2 separate regions of the Homo sapiens genome follow, and region 1 is linked to region 2. The links are chromatin contacts, found by Hi-C or POLR2A ChIA-PET in ENCODE. All regions are on one chromosome and are shown on one strand. Each heading gives the region's core, a stretch centred on a gene start or an enhancer-like site at or near the end of the contact. The rest is flanking DNA. Distances are from core to core; before and after follow the strand shown. Region 1 holds the start of ATXN2-AS (ATXN2 antisense RNA). Region 2 holds the start of C12orf76 (chromosome 12 open reading frame 76).

Region 1 (3,330 bases), core at 138-2,637, 1.6 Mb after region 2:
GAGTTCGGGAGCCCCCGCCGCCGCCTCGGACACGAACGCAGAGGGGTGCGGGGGCCAAGGCCCACTTGTCTCCACCCCGTCCTCCGATCTTTCCCAGGACTCGGAGGGGGCGGGGAGAGAGCCCCGACAGACCCTGATGATTCCGGAGGAGCCCGGTGCCTACCCCTTTAACCGGCACGGGGGACGCGGCCCTAACTTCTCCCCTCCAGAGATGTCCCCCATGGAGGGGGACATGTTCCGGAAAACGCCACCACAGCCTCCAGACCCCTCCAACGTTCACACCTAAACCGGGAGTGGAGGAGCTGCCCGAGCATCCCCACGCTGCGGGCGGAGGATCGTGCGGAAGGGGGAGCCGGGGCTGACCATCGCCGCTACCCGAGAACCCCTCCCAACACGCGTGGGGAGGGGAGGCCGCCCGCTCCCTCCATCTTGACCGCCGGGGGAGGGGGCGGGGATGCTGCGGGAGGCTGGACAGGCCTGACAATCCCAGAGGACCCCGGCTGCGCCCACCGGCCGAGCCTCGGGGCTCAGGCCCGAGCGAGTCTCCCCCGCGCTGCCGGCCCCCAGCCCACCCCGGGTAGCCCGGCGGGTCACGGGGCGGGGACGGCGGCGCGGGCCGCGGGGGAGGGGACGCCGGGCCCGGAGCGGAGGGGGCTGGGGTGCCGACACCCACCTGCCCAGGCCGGGCCTCCCGCCGCCGGAGGTCGCCGCGACCACCGAGGAGGGAGCCGTGGCCGAGGACGAGGAGACCGAGGACGAGGACGGCGAAGGCGCGGCGGCGGGCGACGCTAGAAGGCCGCTGCCGCCGGGCTTGCGGACATTGGCAGCCGCGGGCGGCGGCTGCTGCTGCTGCTGCTGCTGCTGCTGTTGCTGCTGCTGCTGCTGCTGCTGCTGCTGCTGCTGCTGCTGGGGCTTCAGCGACATGGTGAGGGGCCCATACACCGGCTCGCACGCCGGGCGGGGACAGCCGGGAGCCGGGCGCGCCAAGGAGACGCCGGAACGCGGCGGGGACGCGCGGGCGCCGAGCGGGGAGGCGCGGGTTGGCGCGGCCGGAGGGGCGCCCGGGCTGGCGAGGGGGAGAAGGAGGACGACGAAGGGGCGGGGAGGCCCGCCGAGACCAAGGAGCCGCCGGGAGCCGGGCCGAAACGCGCCGCCGCCGTTGCCGTTGCTACCAAAACAGTCTGAGGCGGAGGGAGGCGAGCTCTGCCGGGAGGGAGGGGGGCCGGGGCCGGGCGGGGGAGGGGCGGCGGAGGGATACGGTCCCGGGGCCGCGCCACCGCCGCCCCGCCCGCTCCGCCGCGCCGGCCGCTGGAGCGAGCGCCACCCGGGCCACCTGGCTGCGGCGAAGCGGCGAGACTCGGTGGCCACCGCGGGACTCCGAGGAGCTGCGGCCGCTGAGCGCATCGGAGGGCGGGCGCGCCGAGGCGCCGGGTGGGAGCGGAGGTGCGGATAGGGACTCTTTACCGGAAGTCGGAGGGGTCAGACGGAAGCAGAACGTGAGGTGGCCCCGGGGCCGGGAGGGACACGTGAGGAGCGGGCGGCGCGCTGGGTTGCTTTCTCGGGGGTCGGGTGAGGGCCAGGCGGCGGTCCCTACCCGGATCCGCCTTCCTCAAGGCGGGTCTGCCCTTCGGGGAGGGCGTGTCGGTCTCAGCCTCTGGGGCCTGCCTGGTGTGGAGGACAGGAGAGAAGCATTTCTTCTCCTACTGTATTCCTTCAGCATCTTCACTTCTGCGGGGACCTAGTTTGCCCCCACCTGATGCAACCCAGAAAATGGACTGACTGCGAGTGCCTTGGGGCGGAGAATGTGTCTTGCTACGTGTAAAGCACCTAGAACCCTGCCAGATTCAGGGGACACAGCATCCTGCCGTTTTCCTGCCGTCCCCCGCCCGCCACACAGTAGGCGCTCCAGTGGCTCGGGGCATCTACCAGGCAGGCCGCGCTGTCCTGCCCTGCCGGGGCTGGAGTGGAGCAACCCTCCGGGGCCACCCACATCTGGGTACCTTTTCCCCACTTTTTCCACCCCAGCCGCGCACAGTCACCAGAAAACTCTTTTAGGTATCTGACCTTCATTTGAACCTATGTTCCCTCACTTGAACTTCTTTTTCCTCATTCATGAGATTCTAAAGGAAATATATGGGATTGGGACTGGTAGAACTACGGATAATGGGATCTCCCTCGGTAGAGACAGAGCCGACCTCAAAACAATGTGCGAACTTTAGACCTTGGACCCTTTAGAAGTTTTAATTTAACTTACCCAGCCAGCACAGTAGACTCTTTTTAAAATGTGTTGCAGTTAAACTGGAAGCAAGTAGAAAGTAGGTAACTTTTTTTTTTTTTTTTGAGCAGTGAATCTATTGTTTTTTAAAGTGAAATGACTTCAGGAAATAATAGGGGAAGAAACACCAAAATTCCCCTCAATGTCCTAGAACTGTCCAGATAAAGGTAAAGACTTAGATAAACGTGGAGAATGATTGAACCAGCAGTTTTCAGTAGTCCAACTGAAATTAACCTCCTAGATAGTCCAGGCAAAAATGATCATTGTATTCTGCCAATGTAGGAAATCAGTTTTATTTCCCATCTAAGGTAAAAAGTAGATCAAGGGACCATTGCAAAACCCTTTAAAAATTAACCTAGCCTAGCCAACATGGTGAAACCCCGTCTCTACCAAAAATATAAAAATTAGCCGGGTGTGGTGGTGGGCGCCTGTAATCCCAGCTACTCGGGAGGCTGATACAGGAGAATTGCTTGAATCCGGGAGGTGGAGGTTGCAGTCAGCCGAGATCATGCACTCCAGCCTGGGCGACAGAGCGAGACTCCGTCTCAAAAAATAAATAAATAAATAAATAAATAAAGTAACCTAAAGGAAACTGGAACTAAAAAACCAGTTGAAACAAAAAAATACCTGTACCCGGCTGTGGTACAGGCCAGGGCTGCTGTGAGGGGAAGCTCCTGGAGAGGGTGACATGGGGCAGGGACCCAAATGAGCATGGGCATGAGGATCCTGGGGAGAAACGCTCCAGGTGGAGGGCACAGCGAGGGCAAAGGCTCTGAGGGGGGAGTCTGAGGAACAGCAAGGAGGCCTGCAATGGAGCAGGTCGTCAATGGTGTCCCGTTATATTCTTTCTTTAATAGAAATACAAACACTTGGCCTGGCGCGGTGGCTCACACCTGTAATCCCAGCACTCTGGGAGGCCGAGGCGGATGGATCACCTGAGGTCAGGAGTTCAAGACCAGCGTGGCCAACATGGTGAAACCCCATCGCTACTAAAAATACGAAAAAATTAGCTGGGCGTGGTGGTGGGCATCTGTGATCTCAGCTACGCAGGATGC
Region 2 (3,044 bases), core at 438-2,937:
GGAGTAGGGGGTGCTACTGGTATCTAAAGGCTGGGGATGCCACCAAACTTCTTACAGTGTTTATCATAGCCCCCCCACTGCCCCTCGCCCCCTGAAATCATTTATCCAACATGTCGTAATATCCAGGTTGAGAAACCCTGTTCTGAAGGATCGAGTGGGATAATGTGTGGAAACTATTTAGTAGAGTGCTAGGTACACAGTAAGTCGTCAACACATGGCAAACACTGAGTTCATGTAGAGTCAAGATAATCCAAAATGATACTAATAGCCACTTTGTAGATATACAGATGTACCAAGGAGATACAGTGGGAAGGGAAGACTTTGGCGAGGGGCAGATTTATTGTGAAGTTTGCCAAGCTTTAAGTTCCAGAACTCCTTCCAAAGCCAAAGCCATGCACACACACATATTTACGCAGCGTGTGTGTGTGTTGAAGATATCCTCCCACAACTTATGTTTCAAGCCCCCAAACAGGTTCTAGTATTGGCCTCATCATTTCCTAGCTATGTAACTTTGGGCAAATAACTTCACTTCTCTGAGTTTCATTTTCCTTATCTGAAAAATAGAGCTGCAACATCAGGTGCGGTGGCTCACACTTGTAATCCCAACACTTTGGGAGGCCGAGGCAGGAGGATTGCTTGAGCCCAAGAGTTCGAGACCCCCACCTCTACAAAAAGTAAACAACAACAACAACAAAATGAGCCAGGTGTGGTGGTGCACGCCTGTAGTCCCAGCTACTCGCCCGGGATGCTGAGGTGGCAGGATCACTTAAACCCAGGAGGCCGAGGCTGCAGTGAGCCAAGATCGTGCCACAGCACTCCAGCCTGGGTGACAGAGGAGACACTATTGTAAAAGAAAAAAAAAGGGCTGCAAACCGTACGTTTCTCATTAAGTTATTGTAAGGCTCAAATGAATTCGCGTATACAAAGTGCGTAGCACAAGACATGGGATGTAGGAAATGCTCAAAAACTGTTATCATTTTTGCAATAAATACTGGCTCCTCTGGGAAAGAAGAGGGGTGGGGTAAATGATGTGCCTTGTTGCCTAGCCTGAGCCCACACTGCCAGAGAGGAGAGGACCCAGAATGAGACCCAGGTCTCCCGATTGCAGTTCATTCATGGGCAAGCAGTACATATTGAGAGCTTACTGGACACCATGCCAGGCTTGAGACCAGCCTGGCCAACATAGTGAAACCCCATCTCTACTAAAAATACAAAAATTAGCCAAGTGTGGTGGTGTGCGCCTGTAATCCCAGCTACTCGGCAGGCTGAGGCAGGAGAATTGCTTGAACCTGGGAGGCGAAGGTTCTGGCACATATTGAGCACTTGCTGAGAGGCAAAGTTCAGGCCTTCTGCCCCAGGCTTTTGGAGAGGGAGTCTCGGGGCCCCCTGAGGGGCCTCACCTGCACCCCCCGCACTCACCCATCTCCCCACTCTATCCCCTGTCCGCTCCGTACATGCCCGGCTCCAGCACCCGGAGCAGTGAAAGCTCAGGCACTACCCGCCGCCCGCCAGCCCGAGGGCCGCTCACCCAGGTTCTGCCCTCGCAGCACCGCGTACGGCCGGCTCCGCTCCAGCGGATCCACGGGGCTCGGGGCCTCTGCCTCCCCCACCAGGAGGCTGCAGAGGCCAAGGTACAGCCACGGTAACGCTGGACGCAGCATCTTCCCCAGCCCTGCAGAAGCAGAGAGGCCACTTCCGTCGCAAGCCCTGCCTCTGTCTCCTCCCAGGTCTCTCTGCGTCGCTGCCACCGCCCTTAGGGCGCGCGTCATTGCCATGGTAACTGTGCGTCCTGGTCTAAGTTCCGCTTCTGCCTAAGATTTGTTCCGGATTAACGTTCCTCAATAACTAATGTTTCCCCCGGACCAACTTTCCGTTCAGATCAACTTTCCGTCTGTGCCAACGTTCGCCGCGATTACCGTTCTGCTGTGGTTAGCGTTCCCTCATCCATTGGGGTCGAGGTCTTGTAGGTCCATTTGGGGCCTATTGAAGATTTTTTACGAATCCATGCATTTTCTTATTAAACCTTCATTACGGGCCTGGAAAATAGATACTGTGTTTCTATAGTACAAATGCCATCTTCTCAGGGAGCCCTTGCCCAGACATCCTTTTCTAAAATTGCAACCCTCCCTTTCCCTTAATGTACATTCTCCCTACCTTCGTTCTCTTCCATTCCCCCCATTCACTTTAGACTCATCACCATTTACCTTATACATTTAACGTACATTTGATGATTTTCTGAGGACCTGCTCCGCCCTAGCATGTAAAGTCCACGAGCACAGCGATTTTGTTCTTGCTCTCTGCTCTGTCCCAGAGACTGGGGGAGAGAGAGACCCTCTCATTTTGTTTTATATTGTTTTATACTCAGTACCTGTTTTAAGAAGAAACAACAAGGAAGTGAAACCAAAGACGGGCAGCCCGGCGCCAGGCCCGAAACCAGGCCTGGGCCTGCCTGGCCTAAACCCAGTTTCATGTGTGTGAAGAGACCACCAAACGTGTGTGAAGAGACCACCAAACAGGCTTTGTGTGAGCAACATGGCTGTTTATTTCACCTGGGTGCAGGCGGGCTGAGTCCGAAAAGAGAGTAAGCAAAGGGTGGTGGATTATCATTAGTTCTTACAGGTTTTGGGATAGGCGGTGAAGTTAAGAGCAATGTTTTGCGGGCAGGGGTGGATCTCACGAAGTACATTCTCAAGGGTAGGGAGAATTACAAAGAACCTTCTTAAGGTTGGGGGAGATTACAAAGTACCTTAAGGGTGGGGGAGATTACAAAGTACATTGATCAGTTAGGGTGGGGCAGAAACAAATCACAATGGTGGAATGTCATCAGTTAAGGCTATTTTTACTTCTTTTGTGGATCTTCAGTTACTTCAGGCCATCTGGATGTATACGTGCAAGTCACAGGGGATGCGATGGCTTGGCTTGGGCTCAGAGGCCTCACACCCAGTAGCTAAAAATCAACTCATAACTTAGAAACCGATGTTATTCATAGATTCCAGACATTGTATAGAAGAACGTTGTGAAACTCCCTGCCCTGTTCTGTTTCT

The links. A loop is a pair of places that touch in the nucleus more often than their neighbours do. ChIA-PET counts read pairs that join two places held with the same protein, here RNA polymerase II (POLR2A). Pooled maps may share reads with other maps.
Region 1: a loop to region 2 is called in a pooled map, with 14 times the contacts of the local background. The contact joins the promoter of ATXN2-AS here to the promoter of C12orf76 in region 2. A Hi-C loop is called at or near these places in 1 of 168 maps with a recorded cell type or tissue (ascending aorta) and 4 of 50 pooled maps. POLR2A ChIA-PET finds 5 or more read pairs at or near these places in 2 of 52 experiments (BJ and Panc1).

The regions. Positions count from the first base shown.
Region 1 is chr12:111,598,111-111,601,440 of GRCh38, forward strand. ATXN2-AS (ATXN2 antisense RNA) reads left to right here and starts at 1,388. Exons shown (of 2, transcript NR_146497.1): 1 at 1,388-1,443; 2 at 1,718-2,145. It overlaps ATXN2 (ataxin 2), which reads right to left and starts at 1,205. Exons shown (of 25, transcript NM_001372574.1): 1 at 674-1,205. The coding sequence starts at 924. RefSeq lists silencers at 570-619, 710-879, 940-1,249 and an enhancer at 1,710-1,939.
Region 2 is chr12:110,046,835-110,049,878 of GRCh38, forward strand. C12orf76 (chromosome 12 open reading frame 76) reads right to left here and starts at 1,688. Exons shown (of 2, transcript NM_001389625.1): 1 at 1,529-1,688. The coding sequence starts at 1,661. RefSeq lists a silencer at 1,397-1,456 and an enhancer at 2,377-2,636.